3 separate regions of the Homo sapiens genome follow, and regions 2 and 3 are each linked to region 1. Evidence: chromatin contacts called from ENCODE Hi-C or POLR2A ChIA-PET data. All regions are on one chromosome and are shown on one strand. Each heading gives the region's core, a stretch centred on a gene start or an enhancer-like site at or near the end of the contact. The rest is flanking DNA. Distances are from core to core; before and after follow the strand shown. Region 1 holds the start of ZNF91 (zinc finger protein 91). Region 2 holds the start of ZNF492 (zinc finger protein 492). Region 3 holds the start of ZNF254 (zinc finger protein 254).

Evidence for each region. A loop is a pair of places that touch in the nucleus more often than their neighbours do. ChIA-PET counts read pairs that join two places held with the same protein, here RNA polymerase II (POLR2A). Pooled maps may share reads with other maps.
Region 2: a loop to region 1 is called in a map of CD8-positive, alpha-beta T cell, with 19 times the contacts of the local background. The contact joins the promoter of ZNF492 here to the promoter of ZNF91 in region 1. A Hi-C loop is called at or near these places in 4 of 168 maps with a recorded cell type or tissue (B cell, CD4-positive, alpha-beta T cell, CD8-positive, alpha-beta T cell and 1 more) and 9 of 50 pooled maps. POLR2A ChIA-PET finds 5 or more read pairs at or near these places in 2 of 52 experiments (CD4-positive, alpha-beta T cell and activated naive CD4-positive, alpha-beta T cell).
Region 3: a loop to region 1 is called in a map of B cell, with 20 times the contacts of the local background. The contact joins the promoter of ZNF254 here to the promoter of ZNF91 in region 1. A Hi-C loop is called at or near these places in 7 of 168 maps with a recorded cell type or tissue (B cell, CD8-positive, alpha-beta T cell, endothelial cell of umbilical vein and 3 more), 3 of 37 single-sample maps with no recorded cell type and 23 of 50 pooled maps. POLR2A ChIA-PET finds 5 or more read pairs at or near these places in 17 of 52 experiments (B cell, CD4-positive, alpha-beta T cell, CD4-positive, alpha-beta memory T cell and 11 more).

The regions. Positions count from the first base shown.
Region 1 is chr19:23,393,953-23,397,302 of GRCh38, reverse strand. ZNF91 (zinc finger protein 91) reads left to right here and starts at 1,832. Exons shown (of 4, transcript NM_003430.4): 1 at 1,832-1,978. The coding sequence starts at 1,949. RefSeq lists an enhancer at 1,562-2,430.
Region 2 is chr19:22,632,788-22,636,137 of GRCh38, reverse strand. It overlaps ZNF492 (zinc finger protein 492), which reads right to left and starts at 1,814. Exons shown (of 4, transcript NM_020855.3): 1 at 1,664-1,814.
Region 3 is chr19:24,085,483-24,088,832 of GRCh38, reverse strand. ZNF254 (zinc finger protein 254) reads right to left here and starts at 1,646. Exons shown (of 4, transcript NM_203282.4): 1 at 1,496-1,646. The coding sequence starts at 1,525. RefSeq lists enhancers at 1,271-1,360, 1,421-1,470, 1,521-1,600.

The DNA of each region.
Region 1 (3,350 bases), core at 583-3,082:
AACTCACTGTATTTAACATTAAAATATATAAATGTTTTTTATCTACAAATATTAATATAAAACAGTTCAAAATTACTTCCTAGGGATTTCACTAAAAATTAGTTTGTTAAGGGTTAATGTAATTAATAAAAGACCACTAGATGTAAAAAAACTAATTCTTCAAAGAGAATGTTTAAGGCCAGGTGTTGTGGCTCACGCCTTGTAATCCCAACACTTTAGGAGGCCGAGATAGGCAGATCATTTTGAGCTTAGGAGATCGAGACCAGCCTGAGCAACATGGCAAATTCCAGTCACTACTTCAAATAAGGAAATAAACCGGGCATGATCGCGCACGCCTGTAATCCCAGCTACTCCAGAAGCTGAGGCTGGAGAATCGCTTGAATCTGGGAGGTGGAGGTTGCAGTGAGCTGAAATCATGCCACTGCACTTCAGCCTGGGTGACAGAACAAGCTTCTCTCTTGGAAATTAAAAGAAAATAGAGAGAGTATAAACAAAAGCAAAATATGCTTTTGATGAAGAAAGTTAGAAACATTTGTCTGCTTTGAAATTACTTAAAGGTTCCTTCAAATTGAAAAAGTAAAAATAATGTAGATTAAAATGAAATATAAAAAGTTAAACAATGGACCGGCATCATGGCTTACCCATGTAATCCCACTACTTTGGGAGGCTAAGGCAGGTGGATCACCTGAGGCCAGGAGTTCGAGACCAGCCTGGCCAACATGGTGAAACCGCATCTCTACTAAAAATACAAAAAATTAGTCAGGTGTGGTGGTGCACCTGTCATCCCAGCTACTCCAGAGGCTGAGGGAGGAGAATCCCTTGGACCTGAAAGGCAGAGGTTGCAGTGAGCCGAGATCGTGCCGCTGGACTTCAGCCTGGGCCACAGAGCAAGACTCAGTCTCAAAAAAAAAAAATTAAAAAATTATAAGAGATCATAAAATATGTATAAAAATCTAGAGAGGTCAAAAAAATTTTAATGTATTTTTATTTTTATTTTTTGCTGGGGTGCAGTGGCATGATCTCAACTCACTACAACCTCCGCCTCCCGGGTTCAGGCGATTCTCCTGCCTCAGCCTCCGGAGTAGCTGGGATTACAGACGTGTGCCACCATGCTCAGCTAATTTTTATATTTTATTTTTCATTTTTTTGAAATGGAATTTCACTCTTATTGTTCAGTCTGGAATGTATTGGCGCGATCTAGGCTTACTGCAACCTTGGCCTCCCGGGTTCTAGCAATTCTCCTGCCTCAGCCTCCCGAGTAGTTGGGATTACAGGCACGCACCACCATGCTCAATAATTTTGTATTTTTAGTAGAGATGGGGTTTCACCATGTTAGCCAGACTGGTCTCGGACTCCTGACCTCAGGAGATCCACCTGCCTCGGCCTCCCAAAGTGTTGGGATTACAGGTGTGAGCCACGGCGCCCGGCTGAGAGACTTACAATGTTTTATCAAATTAGCTTTATTATTGATAATACACAATAAAGTAAAAGTTGATTTTCTCTGGAACAAAAATTTTATGTATTATTAATATACATCAAATATTTTTGTTCACATTTTGAATACATTGAAAGAGAGCAAAGAAGAGAGAGGATTTTCCCATGCTCTGAGGTGGGCCTGGCTGAGCTGAGGAAGCCCTGCCTGAAAAGGCTGCAGCCTACGCTGTCACTCTTTCTTCATTCAGCCCAGTGTCTGATCACATCTTCTGTCACTCAGGGCCTGAGAAGGCGGGGCCTTAAACGTTATCTAATCAGGGACGCTGGGCTGGGAACTGTCCAATCAGGCACAAAGCTGGAGCGGACAGGGCGGCTTCCGGGATGTGGCTGGGCCTTTGTCTCTCGCTGCCGCCGGAGTTTCCAGGTCTCGACTTCACTGCTCTGTGTCCTCTGCTCCAGGAGGCCCAGCCTGTGTGGCCCTGTGACCTGCAGGTATTGGAGAGCCACAGCTAAGATGCCAGGAACCCCTGGAAGCCTAGAAATGGTGAGACTGCCAGGTGCGACGTCCCGAGAGAGGGAACGGGGCTCGTTGAAACCGGTGGGATGCGGCTGTGGCGAGCCTCAGGCCTTCCTTCAGTCAGCTCCACAATCCGTGCCCGGGTTCTCCTTGCCCAGCTCGGCCTCAGTCCCCTTCAGCGATAAGATGGCGGCTGCGTTGACAGGCGGGCTCCGGGCGTCCTGTCTCTTCCCTGCCCAGTGACTGTGTCCTGGCCTGGAGCCCTCTCTGGGCAGCTCTGCTCCCGCAGCGCCGCGTCTCTCCCAGATTGTGCAGGGATCACGGGAGGGTCGTCAGGGGAGAATCCTGACTGGAGGTGCTGGCTCATGAATAGGAAGCACTTTAGTCCGTGGGGTTCCCAGGGCCTCTTTTTTTCTATTAAAAATTTATGGGCGTCACCGCGAAAAGATTAAATAATTTAATCAAAGAGTGATTCAAACATTGTAGAGCACCCAGCTATGGTTTGTAATTTGTGGTCTATGAAAGGCCTTGAAGGAGATATTTTTATAAGGTTCATGGTAAAGAAAACCAAATTCAGTAATTTGCTAGGTACAGTTATGTAGGTTTTGTTTTGTTTTGTTTTTTGAAAAGGAGTTTTGCTCTCTCGCGCGGGCTGGAGTGCAGTGGCGTGATCTCGGCTCACCGCAACCTCTGCCTTCCGGGTTCAAGCGATTCTCCTGCCTCAGCCCTAGTAGCTGGGATTACAGGCGCCTGCCACCACACCAGGCCAATTTTTTTATTTTTCGGAGAGACGGGGTTTCACCTTGTTGGCCAGGCTGGTCTGGAACTCCTGACCTTAGGTGATCCACCCACCTTGGCCTCCGAAAGTGCTGGAATTACAGGCGTGAACCACCGCACCTGGCCTAGTTTCTTAATTTTTACAATCTAGGTGGAAATATCCTTCTTATGTAATCAGAGCTTAATTGGCAGTTTATAGTTGCTTAAGCCTAAATTTTGCTTCTGCCAATGTAGTAATTTACCAAAAAATGCTCTTGAGTTTAGATTTTTATTTTTAGAAGTAGAAATCCGAGGACTAGAGCCACCTCAATCTAATTGCCTGCCACTTAATTTTTCTCACACTCAAAAGGGGACGATTTTTCCCTGAATTTTTTACATGTGTCTCAAGCAGGGCCTCAAGTCCACCCCTCATCCCCTGTTCCTCCAGCCTAACTCTGGCTTGCAGTAAAATACTAAATTTCCAGTTTCGTCTGACATTCCCAAATGCCAATTTCCCCTCCCTAATTCACTTTATCAACTATTTGTCCTGTAGTGTACATTTTGATACCGATTTTAATCATTTTTATTTTTAATTTTTGAGACAGAGCCTTGCTCTGTCACCCAGGCTGGAGTGCAGTGACGC
Region 2 (3,350 bases), core at 565-3,064, 760 kb after region 1:
ACAAGAGCGAAACTCCATCTCAAAAAAAAAAAAATATTTAAGTAAGAGCTGAATAATAAGAACACGTAAACACAAAGAGGGAACAACAGACAGTGAGGCCTAGTTGAGGTTGGAGAATGGGAGGACAAAGAGGATCAGAAAAAGTACCTGTTTGGTGCTATGCTTAGTACCTCAGTGACAAAATAATCTGCACACCAAACCCCCATGACACAATTTTAGCTGTATAACAAACCTGCATGTGTACCCCTGAACCAAAAATAAAAGTTAAAAGAGATTCATCTTTTCCCCAGGGTATCCACTTGAGAGGCTACACTCCATATCTCAGGTTGTCCTACGAAAGAAAATGACTTTAGGAGCTGATATTCACTAGATACTCTAGCAGACATCGCCATAGCGGTTATCTTGGTTTATTCAGAGACAGTACTGAAAGCCAGGACCAAGAATAAACGACAGGGTTGCTAAGCACAAATCACCCCATAACGTTTGCAAAATAAAAACATCTTGACACTAAAACATTCTCATAAGATCTTTATGCCTAGGGAAGACAAAAGAAAAAGAGGCACAGAGATTTTTTACAATTCACTATCGGGATATTCCTTGCTTTCTTCTCATGGGAAATATTTACAAACAGAAAACATATCTTTTTAAATATGCCATCTAATGCTTTGTCAAAAAATGATTAATTAAAATACAGTATGAAAAATGTACACTAAAGGACAAATAATAATGTAAATTAGGGAAAAGAAGTTGGCATTTGAGATTTTCAGAAGGAACTGAAAATTCAGTATTTTACTGCAAGCCAGAGTTAAGCTGGAGAAATGGGGTGTGGGGGGTTGACTTGAGAACCTGCTTGGGACCTATGTGAAAAATGCCAGGGAAAATCAGCCCCATGTGGCGGCAAATAGACTGAGGTGGCTCTAATCTTTGGATTCCTAATTTTAAAAAATCAAACTCAAATGCATTTTTTTTTTTTTAGAAATTACTACATTGGGGGAAACAAAATTCAGGCTTAACTAACGATAAACTGCCAAGTAAGCTCTGATTACACAACCAGGAAATTTGTAGGCTCAAGGTGAAAATTAAGAAACTACGTAAATATACCTAACCGATTATTGAATTTGGGTATTTTCATCTGCATCTTTCCTTCAAGATCCTCCCATGGACCGACCACAAACTACAACCCACAGCTGGGTGCTCTATAACTTTTGAACCACTCCTTGCTTAAATTTTTAAGTATTTTCGCGATAACTCCCATAAATTTTTAATAGAAGAAAAGAGGAACTAGGAACCCCATAAACCAAACCAAAGCTCTTCCCATTCGTGAACCCGCACCCCGAGTCAGGATTCTCCCCTGACCACCCTCCCGTGGTCCCTGCACAATCTGGGAGAGACACGACGCTGCGGGTGCAGAGCTGCCCAGAGAGGGCTCCAGGCCAGGGCACCGTCACTGCGCAGGGAAGAGACAGGACGCCCGGGGGTCCGGCTGCCAGCGCAGCCGCCAATCTGATGGCTGAAGGGGACTGAGGCTGGGCTGGGCAAGGCGAACTTGGGGCGCAGATTGTGGAGCCGACTGCGGGGAGGCCTGAGTCCCGCCACAGCCTCTTGCCACCGGTTCCAACCAGCCCCTTCCCCTCTCTCGGGATGTCGGACCCGGCACTCTCACCGTTTCTAGGCTTCCAGGGGGTCCTAGCGTCTTAGCTGTGGATCTCCCAATACCTGCAGGTCACAGGGCCACAGAGGATGGGCCTCTAGGACCAGAGGACGCAGAACAGCGAACACTAGACCATACTCCGACTGCAGCGAGAGACAAAGACCCCGCCACATCCCGGAAGCCGCCCTTTCCGCTCCAGCTGCGTGCCTGATTGGACAGTTCCCAGGCCAGCGTCGCTGAATGGATAACGTTTAAGACCCCCCCCCCCCCCGCCCTCAGGCCCTGAGTGACAGAAGATGTAACCAAACGCTGGGCCGAATGAGGACAGAGTGACAGCCGAAGGTGCAGCCTTTTCAGGCAGGGCTTCCTGCCTGAGCTGAGCCAAGCACACCGCAGAAGGTGTTTGCCTTTAACGTTGTGTGTAAGGTCTCATATATTTGTAAATAATATACTATATGGCTGCTCACACATGAAAAGAATAGAATAATTATTTTTAAATTTAGGCTTTTTTGTGTGTGAGACAGAGTCTCACTCTGTCGCCCAGGCTGGAGCGCAGTGGCGCGATCTCAGCTCGCTGCGACCTCCGCCCCCGGGTTCAAGCGATTCTCCTGCCCCAGCCTCCCGAGTAGCTGGGATTACAGGCGCCTGCCACCGCGCCCGGCTAATTTTTTTGTATTTTTAGTAGAAGCGGGGTTTCGCCATCTTGCCCAGGCTGGTCTTGAACTCCTGACCTCAGGTGATCCATCCTCCTTAGCTTCCTAAAGTGCTGGGATTACAGGCGTGAGCCACCGACCCCAGCCGGAAGACATTTCATTCTGCTGCAATTTAGCAAAATATTTGAGTACATCTTGAAGTTGTCTTTTGATTTTTTTTTTTTTTTAAGACATGGTCTCACTTTGTTTCCCACGCTGAAATGCAGTGGTGTGATCTCGGCTCACTGCAACCTCAGCCTCCTGGCTTCAAGAGATTCTGGTGTCTCAGCCTCTCCAGTAGCTGAGAATACAGGCGTGCACCACCATGCCCAGCTGATTTTTCAATTTTTAGTAGAGATGGGGTTTTGCCATGTTTGCCAGGCTGGTCTCAAACTCCTAACCTCAGGTGATCCACTCGCCTCGGCCTCCCAAAGTGCTGAGATTATAGGTGTGAGCCACCCTGCCTGGCCTGCATTTTGATTTTTACAATGGCAGAGCTGCTGTTGAAGATTTCAAAGTCAGAAGCAGCCATGGGGCAAAGCTCCAGAAGCACACCTGGAAATCACACACAGTGAATACATCCCTCACCCTGAACCAATTGTTTTCACCCGAGTCTGCATGTAAAAATCACTTCGGAGGTCTTTTAAAATCCCCCAAACACAAGTTGCCACATACCAATTAAATCAGAATTCCTGCAATGGAACCTGGGCAATAGTGTAAATATCTCTAGGTGATGACAGAGCGCAGCCAAGGTCAAATGCCAGTGCTGTAAACCAGTACTTTTAGGTGACTAGTTGCAAATTTTTTCTCAAATGAATGAAAAAATGTTTGCCGCTAAGTCATGGCTTTGTCTTACCAATATTACCAAATTATTGTTCTATGCACAACCAACGTCGCTATTGGTTTTGTTCCTGAACCAACCCAGTTGTATATATACTGAGTGCACACAAGGCCCTGACATTGGCCAATGTAGGTGCCCTGACATTGGTGATCGTTACTGTGAGGGA
Region 3 (3,350 bases), core at 397-2,896, 690 kb before region 1:
ATACAAAAATTAGCCAGGCGTGGGGGCGGGCGCCTATAATTCCAGCTACTTGGGCGACTGAGACAAGAGAATCATTTGATCCCATAAGGCAGAGGTTGCAGTGAGCCTAAATCACACCACTGCACCACTGCACTCCATCCGGGGTGACCGAGCAAGCCTCTGTCTCAAAAATTAAAATAAATAAATAAATAAAAATTAAAACAGGTATCAAAATCTACCCTAAAGGACAAATAGATGATAAAGTGAATTAGGGAGGGGACATTGGCATTTGGGAATGTCAGACAAAACGGGAAATTTAGTATTTTCCTGCAAGCCAGAGTTAGGCTGGAGGAATAGGGGATGAGGGGTGGACTTGAGGCCCTGCTTGGGATACATGTGAAAATTTCAGGAAAAAAGCAGTCCCCTGTGGAGTGTGAAAATAATTAAGTGGCAGGCAATTAGATTGAGGTGGCTCTAGTCCCCGGATTTCTACTTCTAAAAAAAAAATCTAAACTCAAGAGCATTTTTTGGTAAATTACTACATTAGCGGAAACAAAATTCTTGCTTAACCAAGAATAAGCTGACAATTAAGCTCTGATTACATAACCAGGATATTCCCACCTTAAATGTAAAAATTAAGAAACGAGGCTGGGCACGGTGGCTCACGCCTGTAATCCTAGCACTTTCGGAGGCCAAGGTGGGTGGATCACCTGAGGTCAGGAGTTGGAGACCAGCCTGGCCAACATGGTAAAACCCCGTCTCTACTAAAAATAAAAAAATTGTGGTGGCGGGCGCCTGTAGTCCCAGCTACTAGGGAGGCTGAGGCAGGAGAATCGCTTGAACCCAAGAGGCGGAGGTTGCAGTGAGTCGAGATCACACCACTGCACTCCAGCCTGAGCAAAAAAGTGAGACTCTGTCTCAAAAAAAAGAAAAAAAAAAAAAAAAAACGACAACCTAGATTGCTGTACCTAGCCAATTATTGAATTTGGTTTTCTTTATCATGAACCTTGTAACAATCTTTTCTTCAGGCCCCTTCCATGGACCACAAAAGTACAAACCACAGCTGGGTGTGGTACAATTTTTGAATCATTCTTTTATTAAAGTATTTAATATTTTTGCAGTGACGCCCATAAATTTTTAATGGGAAAAAAGAGGGCCTGGGAACCCCACAGACCAAAGCTCTTCCCGTTCATGAACCCGCAACCCGAGTCAGGATTCTCCCCTGACGACCCTCCCCGGGTCCCTGAACAATCTGGGAGAGACGCGGGGCTGCGGGTCCACAGCTGCCCAGAGAGGGCTCCAGGACAGGGCACAGTCACTGCGCAGGGAAGAAACAGGACTCCTGGGGGTCTGGCTGTCAGCGCAGCCGCCATCTTATTTCTGAAGGGGACTGAGGTCGAGCTGGGCGCAGATTGTGGAGCTGACTGGGGGGAGGCCTGAGTCCCGCCACAGCCGCTTCCCACCAGTTCCAACCAGCCCCCTCCCCTCTCTCGGGATGTCGGACTGGCATTCTCACCATTTCTAGGCTTCTAGGGGGTCCTGGCATCTTAGCTGTGGATCTCCAATACCTGCTGGTAACAGCGCCACAGAGGCTGGGCCTCTAGGAGCAGAGGACACAGAGCAGTGAAGACAGACCTGGGACTCCGGCGACAGCGAGAGACAAAGGCCCCGCCATATCCCGGAAGCCGCTTTGTCCAGTCCAGCTGTGTGCCTGATTGGACAGTTCCCAGCCCAACGTCCCTAGTTGGATAACGTTTAAGGCCCCGCCTACTCAGACCCTGAGTGATAGAAGATGTGATCACACCCTAGGCTGAAGAAAGAGTGACAGCCTAAGCTGCAGCCTTATCGGGCAGGGCTTCCTCCCTGAGCTGAGCCAGGCCCACCCCAGAGCATGGGAAAATTCTATATCTTTTTTGCTCTCTCTCTTTTTCAATGTATTCAAAATGTGAACAAACATATTTTATGTATATTAATAATACATATAATTTTTGTTCAAGAGAAAATCAACTTTTACTTTAGTAATAATGTATTATCAGCACTAAAGCTAATTTGATAAACCGTTATAAGTAAATCCATCAGCTGGGCGCGGTGGCTCACGCCTGTAATCCCAGCACTTTCGATGGCCAAGGCGGGCGGATCACATTAGGTCATGTGTTGGAGACCAGCCTGACTATCATGGTGAAACCTCATCTCTACTAAAAATACAAAATTAGCTGGGCGTAGTGGCACGTGCCTGTAATACCAGCTTCTCGGGAGGCTGAGGCAGGAGAACTGCTTGAACCTGGGAGGTGGAGGCTGCAGTGAGCGTGGATCGCGTCATTACACTCCAGCCTGGACAACAAGAGTAAAATTCCGTCTCAAAAAAATAAAAGAAAAAAAAATTAGCTGGGCATGGTGGCGCACGCCTATAACCCCAGCTTCTCGGGTGGCTGAGGCAGCAGAATTCCTTGAACCCGGGGGGCTGAGGTTGCAGTGAGTCAAGATCCTGCCACTGCACCCTAGCCTGGGCGACAGAGCGAGACTTTGTCTCAAAAAATAAAATAAAATAACAAAAATAAAGTCCATCAAATTTGTCTTTTTGACCATTCTAGATTTTTATACATATTTTATGATCTCTTATACTTTTTTTTATTTTTTATTTTTTGTCTAGACGAAGTCTAGCTCTGTCGCCCAAGCTGGAGTACAGTGGCGCCATCTTGGCTAACTGCAACCTCTGCCTCCTGGGTTCAAGCGATTCTCCTGCCTCAGCCTCCCGAGTAGCTGGGATTACAGGCGTGCATCACCAAACCTGGCTAATTTTTTGCATTTTTAGTAGAGACGGGGTTTCACTATGTTGCCAGGCTGGTCACGAACTCTTGGCCTCAGGTAATCCACCCGCCTCAGCCTCCCAAATTACTGGGATTACAGGCGTGAGCCATCGTGCCTGGCCATTTTTTAAATTTTTATGTTGTATTTTAATCTACATTATTTTTATATTTTCAATTTGAAACAACCTTTAAATAATTTCAAAGTAGACAAAATGTTTCTAACTTTCTTCATCAAAAGCATATTTTGCTTTTGTTTATACACTGTTTTTTTATTTCCAGGAGAGGCTTGCTCTTTCGCCCAGGCTGAAGTGCAGTGGCGCAATCTTGGCTCACTGCAACCTCCGCCTCCCAAGTTCAAGCGATTCTCCAGCCTCAGCCTCTGGAGTAGCTGGGACTACAGGTGTAAGCCATCATGCCCGGTTTATTTCTGTATTTTAAGTAGGGACTGGAATTTGCCTTGCTGTTCAGGCTGGTCTCAAACTCCTAAGCTCGAAATGATCCACCTGCCTTGGCCTCCCAAAGTGTTGGGTGTTGGGATTACAGACGTGACCCACTGCGCCTGGC